2 separate regions of the Homo sapiens genome follow, and region 2 is linked to region 1. Evidence: chromatin contacts called from ENCODE Hi-C or POLR2A ChIA-PET data. All regions are on one chromosome and are shown on one strand. Each heading gives the region's core, a stretch centred on a gene start or an enhancer-like site at or near the end of the contact. The rest is flanking DNA. Distances are from core to core; before and after follow the strand shown. Region 1 holds the start of LARP4B (La ribonucleoprotein 4B). Region 2 holds the start of FBH1 (F-box DNA helicase 1).

What was found. A loop is a pair of places that touch in the nucleus more often than their neighbours do. ChIA-PET counts read pairs that join two places held with the same protein, here RNA polymerase II (POLR2A). Pooled maps may share reads with other maps.
Region 2: a loop to region 1 is called in a pooled map, with 13 times the contacts of the local background. The contact joins the promoter of FBH1 here to the promoter of LARP4B in region 1. A Hi-C loop is called at or near these places in 8 of 50 pooled maps. POLR2A ChIA-PET finds 5 or more read pairs at or near these places in 2 of 52 experiments (IMR-90 and MCF 10A).

The regions. Positions count from the first base shown.
Region 1 is chr10:929,851-934,328 of GRCh38, reverse strand. It overlaps LARP4B (La ribonucleoprotein 4B), which reads left to right and starts at 2,624. Exons shown (of 18, transcript NM_015155.3): 1 at 2,624-2,901. It overlaps LOC124902363 (keratinocyte proline-rich protein-like), which reads right to left and starts at 2,338. Exons shown (of 2, transcript XM_047426111.1): 1 at 1,214-2,338. The coding sequence starts at 2,202. The coding sequence ends at 1,498. LARP4B-DT (LARP4B divergent transcript) reads right to left here and starts at 1,303. Exons shown (of 3, transcript NR_120629.1): 1 at 1,214-1,303. RefSeq lists silencers at 2,044-2,133, 2,214-2,923, 2,994-3,103, 3,134-3,213, 3,304-3,433.
Region 2 is chr10:5,887,732-5,892,209 of GRCh38, reverse strand. FBH1 (F-box DNA helicase 1) reads right to left here and starts at 1,967. Exons shown (of 21, transcript NM_178150.3): 1 at 1,864-1,967. The coding sequence starts at 1,864. ANKRD16 (ankyrin repeat domain 16) reads left to right here and starts at 2,317. Exons shown (of 8, transcript NM_019046.3): 1 at 2,317-3,169; 2 at 4,143-4,363. The coding sequence starts at 2,856. RefSeq lists silencers at 1,535-1,584, 1,775-2,494, 2,635-2,744, 2,755-3,034.

The DNA.
Region 1 (4,478 bases), core at 1,375-3,874:
AATGGGGCTTTGACATATTGCCCAGACTGGTCTTGAACTCTTGGCCTTGGGCGATCTGCCTGCCTTGGCCTCCTAAAGTGCTGGGATTACAGGCATGAGCCACTGAACCCATCCCATTACTTTCTTTTGTAATAGGTAAGACATAGATGTCTGCTGGAATGTAGACATAGACAAAAAAGATTGAAGTTTAACCTACCAGCCGGGAACGGTGGCTCACGCCTGTAATCCCAGCACTTAGGGAGGCTGAGGCAGGCGGATCACGAGGTCAGGAGATCAAGACCATTCTGGCTAACACGGTGAAACCCCATCTCTACTAAAAATACAAAAAATTAGCTGGGCGTGGTGGCATGCGGCTGTAGTCTCAGCTACTCCGGAGGCTGAGGCAGGAGAATCACTTGAACCCGGGAGACTGAGGTTGCAGTGAGCCGAGATTATGCCACGGCACTCCAGCCGGGGTGACAGAGGGAGAGTCAGTCTCAAAAAAAAAAAAAAGTTTAACCTACCAATTTTGGGGCAGAATTCCTAGACTTATACCACATCAATGGCCCTAGCAATGTTATGAACCAAGAGTAAGCTCCTGTAGGTTATCCGTGGAGGTAAAGGAACCAGGCACCTAAGCAAGGACACTATGGCCTACTGGTCAGGGCAGGTTGTCCAGGTAAGCAAGTTTTCTGAAATATGTACATGCTTTTAATATTAAAGGAAATGTGTCTTATGTCGTTAAATGTTCTTTAAAAACATTACTATGAATATAATTATTTAACTTGCAAATTCCCTTAAAGCTAGGATGCAACAAGGTTTCACAAAGAAGGCACCCAACCTTGATGTCAACAGTCTACCCACTATGGGAAGCCGGAGAGGCTTTCTTCCAAAATGCAGAATTGTCAGCATTTGAACGCTGAGTACGAAAAATTATAAGCACAGGCTGGGTACACCGGCTCCCATCTCTAATCCCAGATTTTGGGGGCCCGAGACAGCACTCTGAGCTCAGAGTGCAGACCTGCATAGAGCAAGACCCTGTATCAAAAAACAAAATTAAAAAAGCAGTTGTAAGCACAGGTACACGGTTAACCATGAATATGGTATCCCTGAAAAGCCGTTTTAATGGGGGAACAAACCTAAAATTTGGAATAATTGATAATATGTGTATATGTAGCCAATCAGAGCAGAAACCAGAAAATCAGGCAGCAAGCTTAAGGGAAACGCAACATACTTTGTTTGGTTTCCTTTTCTTCCATAAACTGATCAGGGGTAGGTAGAGTATGCTGCTATAGTTCGGAGTCGTCACCATCCTCACGGAAACGGCAGGAGTGTGAACACCTCCCTGAGCTACCAAGAGCATCTGACTCGTTGCAACGTGGGCCCGAACCCAGCGCCTCTAGGAAACGTGGGGCCGGGGCCTTTTGGTCCCGGGTGTGGGTTGGGGGTTTGGGGAAGGGCCGGGGCCTTGATCCCAGGTGTGGGGTTGGGGATTCCGGGGCTGAGCCGAGGCCTTGGTTAGGGGTGTGGGGCGGGGGTTCGGGGCAGTGCCGGGGCCTTGGTCCCGGGTGTGGGGTTGGGACTTCGGGGCCGGGACCTTCGTCTCAGGTGTGGGGCGGGAGTTCGGGACAGGGCTGGGGCCTGGGTCCCTGGTGGGGCGTTCGGGGCAGTGCCGGGGCCTTGGTCCCGGGTGTGGGGTGGGAGTTTGGGGCAGGGCCGGGGCCTGGGTCCCGGGTGGGGCGTTCGGGGCAGGGCCGGGGCCTTGGTCCCGGGTGTGGGGTGGGAGTTTGGGGCAGGGCCGGGGCCTGGGTCCCCGGTGGGGCCTTCGGGGCAGGGCCGGGGCCTTGGTCCCGGGTGTGGGGTGGGAGTTCTGGGCAGGGCCGGGGCCTTGGTCCCGGGTGTGGGGTGGGAGTTCTGGGCAGGGCCGGGGCCTTGGTCCCGGGGGTGGGGTGAGGGGTTCGGGGCAGGGCCGGGGCCTTGGTCCCGGGTGTGGGGTGGGAGTTCGGGGCAGGGCCGGGGCCTGGGTCCCGGGTGTGGGGTGAGGTGTTCCGGGCAGGGCCGGGACCTTGATCCCAGCTGTGGGGTGGGAGTTCGGGGAAGGGCCAGGGCGTGTCCTGGGTGGCCAGGGTCGGGGCCTGGGTCCTGGGGGTGGGATGAGGGGTTCGGGGCAGGGCCGGGGCCTTGGTCCAGGGTCTGGGGACAGGCTAGGGCCGGGGTCGCCATCCGTCCTGGGCGGCGGGCAGGGGTCTTTAAGGGGCGCACGCGGTGGCGGAGGACCAGGGCCCAGCCCTCCGGAAGTCAGGGCCCACACGGCCCCCCAGCGTCAGGCGCTCCGGTCGCGCCGGGGACGGCGGGCGGGGCGGGCGGGGCGGGCGGGGCGGACGTGCGGCGTGCGCGGGGCGGGGCGATGTGCGCGCACGCGCCAATCGCAAGGCCGCGAGCAGGGTGTACGCGCGGAGAGGCCAAGAAGGCGGCGGGGCGGGCCGAGCGTCGGGTGCGCCCAATCAGCGCGCCGCAACACCATGACGTGAGGCTCTCCCGGGGCTGAGCGCCAGTCCGCGGGACCGGCGGGTGAGTGCGCGAGTTCAGGGCGCGAGGCGCGGGTCCGCGCGGGGGCGGGACTTCCGCAGGGCCCCGGAAGTGGGAGCTGTGTGTTCTCATGCGAACGGGAAGGAGCGTTGGGGATCTGGAGTCCCGGGGTTGAGACATTTTCGGGCCCGAAAGGGGAAGAATCCGCCGCCGCCGCCGCCGCCAGCTCGCGCCCGCCCTCTCCCCTACCTCCGGCCCGGCCCGGCCCGGCCGCGCCGCCTCTCCCTGCCGTCTCTCTCCTCGCCGTCCCCGCGTGTGGCGCGGCCGCCGGGCCCCGGGGTTGAGGCGAGGAGCCCGCGGGCGGCCGGTCGGGCGGGGCGGCGGCGCTGACAGGTGAGGCACCCTGGGCCGCGGCGGGCCGTCCCTCCCGGCCCAGCTCGGACCCGCGCCGCGCCGCCTGTCACTGCGCCGCCATCTTCCCGGAGGACGCGGCCGCGGCGGGCAGGGCCGGGCCTGGGCCGGGGCCGGGGCCGGGGCAGGGGAAGGCCGGGGCCGGGTTGAGGAGGACCGGGGCTAGGGCACGGGAAGGGCCAGGGCTGAGGAGGACCGGGGTCAGGGCCAGGAAAAAGCCGGGGCTGAGGAGGACCGGGGCCGGGGCAGGGGAAAACTGGGGCTGAGGATGGCCGAGGCCGGGGCAGGGGAAGGCCGGGGCCGGGGCTTAGGAGGACCCGTTGAGGCGAGGCGGGAGTCGACGGAGCTGGGTGCCCGGAAGACCGGGCCGGGGTCAGGGTCGGGAGGCCGGGGTTGGGCGAAGGCCGGCGAGGACGGGGGTCGGGCAGGGCCTGGGCGGGGCCGGGGTCGCGGGCCGCGAGCGCCCCCAGGCCGGGCGGGCGCCGGCACCCGCAGTGCGGCGCCAGCCTTGCCACTCGCTCCTCGGTCCCGCCGGAGCCCGGATAGGCGGCCGTGCGGGTGCGGGGCGGGACGGGTCATCAGGGCATCGCATTCCTTTAGAACCAGGAAGTTGGGATCCTGTTGCTCGGTGTGTGTTTGGAACGCTCCTGTTTTCCTGTTGATAGACTTGAGCAGAGGTGGATCTGAAGGAGTTAAAAAAATAAAGTCAGATGTGAAGATTGCCTGTGTTGGTCTTGGGGCTGGGATACATGGGCGGCAGAGAAGCCATCGGAAAGCTGCTGCACCTGCCTCTCAGGGTGCGCTTGGGAACGTGAAGAGTCTTTCCGTTTCAGTGCCGTTGTGCGTCGAAACTTCATGCGAATGTAATTTTGCTTTTCCCCTTATTTTTACGTAAAACGTTCTTAAAACTTGGCTGAGATGAAACTTGAGAAACCTAGCTGTAGAAAACTACCTCCTATCTGGCTTTCGTTTGAGATTCTCTAAGTGGATGCCCAATAACTTGTCTTAATAGTAAATTGGAAGTTTGAAGTTTTGGATAACTGAGAAAACAGGAAGGTTTTCCTTGACAGGGCAGTGGAGTTTGTAAGTATAAACAGTATGCGTGAGGCCTTTTTCTAGAGATGAGAGCAACTCCAAGGTGAACATTGAAGGGGACAGACAAGTTATTTTCCCTTTCGAAAGTTTTTTTCTCTTAGTTTCAGTTGTTTGAATATTTAAATGCACTTGAAATAGGTGCTGAGTTGTAGTTTGTGAAGACCACAGTGGGGAAGAGTGGTGTCCTCTTTTTTCTTGGTGGTCAGGTGGTGTGTGCAGTGTGCAATTTCCATACTTCCCCAACCTGCCTGGCGCCCCTCATTACAGTCAGGGTAATTTACAGAAGTTGAAATCGTTGTGGCTTTTCAGTTTTTTCTCCTTGTATTTAATATGCTGAAAGGCAGTTTTGTAATCAAACCATATAAGAAATAGCTTAATTGAGGTTTGCTAAGTGAAATGCGTTCCGAAAGGCATCAGATTAACAAGCTTATTATTTAATCATAAATTTAATTTGTGTACTTATC
Region 2 (4,478 bases), core at 718-3,217, 5.0 Mb before region 1:
AAGGCCAGACCACAACCTCCAAAAGTCTGCACGAAAGAAATGAGCAGCCCAACCGGAAAACAGCAAGACCCAGGAAACAGCTCCATCCATTAGCTTACTGTTCAGATCCCGCCCCTCTAGACCAAGCTTTTGCCCAGAAAATCACAGGAGCTGCGGGACAGATTCACATACATTATCATTTAGTTATCCAAAGGGGGATACAGAGCAAAGAAGGTTCATAGAGAAGACACAAGAGGCAGAATCGAATGTGCAACACCAATGAAGTAACCAATTATCCTGGGTTCAAATATTCCAACCTGGCTAGGCACGGTGGCTCACGCCTGTAATCCCAGCATTTGGGAGGCCGAGCTGGGTGAATTACTTGAGGCCAGGAGTTTAAAGACCAGCCTGGCCAACATGGTGAAACCCCGTCTCTACTAAAAATACAAAAAAATTAGCCGAGCATGGTGGCACACGCCTGTAATCCCAGCTACTCGGGAGGCTGAGGCAGGAGAATTGCTTGAACCCGGGAGGGGGAGGTTGCAGTGAGCCGAGATCGTGCCACTGCACTCCACCCGGAGCAACAGAGCGAGACTCTGTCTCAAAATATATATATATATTCCAACCTACTGTGAACCCGTGTGTCCCAATTATGTTTAAAAAACAGGGAAACTAGAGACATAATGCAAGAGAAGATAGTCATCTGAAACTGGGAGAGGGGCAGGGGTAAAAGCAAAAAGCATGAAGCTACCAGATGCCTCAACTTCCAATTTGCACTAACTTCAACGGCAGCAGAACACTGCTTGGCACGCCCTACACTTTTGTGCATTTCAAACAACTTTTATGCCTTCCTTTTTTTCTTTTGCTGGAGTGACAAGGCACGACAGAACAATAACCTGAGCAAAGCTGGTACTTGGACTAGTTCTGTCTCCAGAGGCTATCCACATCACTGTTACCTTAACCAAACTCAATCTGCTCATGAGTAAAACGGACTTATCTTCATGGGCCCATTCCAGAAGTCTTTTCATTTATCTCCGCTCATTTTACCACAGCGGCAGACGCTGGCGGACACTCAACACATGCTACCATCCTGCCTTCCAGAAGACTTTATTACCTGTAATTCTGTAAGAAAGTCACTGACTTGGTTAGGCCTCCACTTCCCCACCTGTAAAACCCTACTGATGCCTCATAGGGTTGTCTTCGGACCACAGACTGCAATAAAAAATGTAAACGGCACTCGTTTTTAGGCCTGGCAAATAGGAGCTACTCCCATTCTACTCCCTAAAGGAATCGAAAACATGGAGAGGTTAAGTGACTGGCACCTAATCAGATCGGGTAAGGAACCCAACACCTACTGATCTCTTCCATCACCCACAGCCTGCCCAGCTCTCGCCGTGCCCTCCACCAGCGCCAGGCCTCCCACATCGCCTTAGGCTTCCCATGCTCAGAGGAGGGGCAGAGAAGCTACCGATGACACAGGGGCAGAGGGCAGCGAAAAATGACTTGCCCAAGGTCAAAACGTCAGAGTAGACGGGAAAGCCTGGCCTCCTAGCAGCCGAGGCCACGTCCCCGCGCTTGCCCCTTCAGCCCCGAGGACCCACACGCTGCGCCTTCCTGGCCTCGGGGGGCAGCGCGGGGGCCGCTCCCGACCGAGTTCAGTGAGCGCCCTGGCCTCCCCCGCGCACCCCCGCCGCGCCCTCCACCTGCCCACGGCCCGGACGGCCGAGCCCCCACGCCCGCGCTTGCCCGAGCCCAGCCTCGCGCCCCCGGGGCCCCCGCTGCCCCACCCCGGGCCCGGACCCCCCGCGCAGGACCCCGGAGGTTAAGTTTTCCACACGGCGGAGCCCCTCCCACACTCCCTGCCACGTCTGCGGCCTCACGCACTGTGGCGCTCCGGACCCGGACCCCGCTGCCGCCGCCGCCGGGCCCGCGCCGCCGGCCGCTCAGCCCAGCGTCCCCCGGCAGCGAGCTCCTCCTCTGGCCGGGACCTGGAGCCCGAGACGCCCGCCGACTTCCTCCGCGAGCTCCGCCCCGCCGCAGCCCCGGGAAGCGCCCGCCGCCGGAGCCGGACTGACGGCCCCCGCGACCAATCGGGACGCGAGACCGGAGGGGGCGTGCTGACGGACGGCCACTAACGCCAATCGAAATGCGCAATCGGTGGGGGCGCGGCCACAGCTACCGGGCCACGCCCCATCCGCGCTTCCGCTCGGGCCGGGGCGGAGCGGGAAACTTTCCCAGAGTTCCTTCGAGCTCCCCGAGTCCCCGCGGAGCAGCGGCGGTCGAGGGGCGGGGACGGGGGCGGAGCCCAGGAACGCCGGCCCCCAGGGGCTGGAGGCTGGGGCGGCCCTGAGGACGCGTGCGGGGCAGGTCACGCTTGGGCCTGGCTGCCTCAGGAGCCACCCTGCACGGCGCCGGGCGAGGCTGTGCGCGCCCTCCCGGACCCTCCACTTTGGGGCTTTGCGGTGTAGCGGCGCGCCCCACTCCCTTACGTGTTCAGTCCCGAATCACGTACGGGCCGCTGCAGCTCCAGGACGGCGGACGCCAGCGCTCTCGGATCCCCAGGCCCCTCCGTGCTCATCCCGGACCGCTCCGTCCCTGAGGAAAAACCGCCCCGTGCCCGGAACCGCGGCTTCTCCCACGCGGGGCAGGCCGGGGCTGTGAGGGGGCAGCCCGCCTGCGGACTAGGCCGGGGGTTTGAGGAGGCGGCTCTGCCGGGGACAAAGCCGGGGGCGTGAGGGGCGGTTCTGCCGGGTTCGGGGCGCGCGGGGCAGGTTGCGTGAAGAGGCGGAAAGTCCCACTCGCCCTCGGCTTCTCCCTGCCCGGCCGCCGGTGTCCCGCCCGCCGCCTCCCCGCGCAGCCCGGCCCGACCCGCGGCGATGGCCCAGCCCGGGGACCCGCGGCGCCTCTGCAGGCTGGTGCAGGAGGGCCGGCTGCGCGCCCTGAAGGAGGAGCTGCAGGCGGCCGGGGGCTGCCCGGGGCCGGCCGGGGATACCCTCCTGCACTGCGCCGCGCGCCACGGGCATCGGGACGTGCTGGCCTATCTGGCCGAGGCCTGGGGCATGGACATCGAGGCCACCAACCGAGACTACAAGCGGCCTCTGCACGAGGCGGCCTCCATGGGCCACCGAGACTGCGTGCGCTACCTGCTGGGCCGGGGGGCAGCGGTCGACTGCCTGAAGAAGGCCGACTGGTAGGTGTGGAGCGGAAAGACACCCCGCCTCCCCTCTACTCGCAGAGTCGTAGCGAGTTCCCTGTGCTTCTCCGTCCCCTTGGACACCGTAGCTGTTCTCAGCTCCTAGTTCTCACCCCAGGCCTGCTCAGCGGCAGGGACCTCCTGCCCAACTTTCCCTTATAACGCAGATGACCTGCAGAGTCCCTCGTTCCTGCCCTTGTGGGTTAACTGGTCGGGGCAGTCACCTCCCTTTCTAGAGCACGGAATAGTGTAGAATATAACCAAAGAGAATGTTACCAAACAATGAAGTGTGTGCACTATACAGATAGCCTCCGGATGCGATGTTCTGGGGACATTTAGCTAAGTTACTTCTGCACCAATGCATTGTTTCAAGTGGCATTGCTCCAATCAATATCCAGAATTCCTGAGTTATACACGCGCTCGTGTGTGTAGAGCACAGTGCAGTTGTATCACATACGTGCAGCCTTGCATAACCACCACAGTCAGAGATACTCTGCTCCACCATCACACAAGCCAATTGCATTTCGTTTGTTAGATTGACACTGATTTTAGTACTCACTAGGTCAGGTTCGTTAGAGGGCGTGAACATCTTTAGGAACATAGGGAAGTACATCTTCCCCACTGGGGCAGGGGAATAGACTTCGTTATGTGTTGAGGGTTGTCTGTGGGTTTTCTTAGCTCTGCTCCAATTCACTGCTATCCTGTGAACTAGCTTATAAGCTGCTTTGTCTCCCAGGCACCCTCTCCTCTAGGTACACGTTCGTTACAATCATTTTCCCCTTATTATTTCTCCCAGGGTCCTCACAGAAGGCACAGAGGTTGCCGGTCAAAGCTGTTTTCCTGCCTGCCAGACCCCTGAATCCTCTAGGTTTTCCATCTGTGCCAAGGATGTGTGTGTTTTGAAGACCTGGCCCCTGGCTTCTAATGTCTCAGCTGCCTCCATCTGACAGCTTCTCCTGGTTGGCCTTAGGACTCCTCTGATGATGGCCTGCACAAGGAAGAACCTGGGGGTGATCCAGGAGCTGGTGGAACATGGCGCCAATCCACTCCTGAAGAACAAAGATGGCTGGAACAGTTTCCACATTGCCAGTCGAGAAGGCGACCCTCTGATCCTCCAGTACCTGCTCACTGTTTGCCCAGGTGCCTGGAAGACAGAGAGCAAAATTAGAAGGACTCCTCTGCATACTGCAGGTACAGCCTACAGCTCTGCAGGTGAGCAGTACACACATGTGGCTGCTTCACCCAGCACTGCCCAACCGCATCTTGTTCAGGTCACCTTCAGGGGAAAGGAGGATTTTGGAAAACA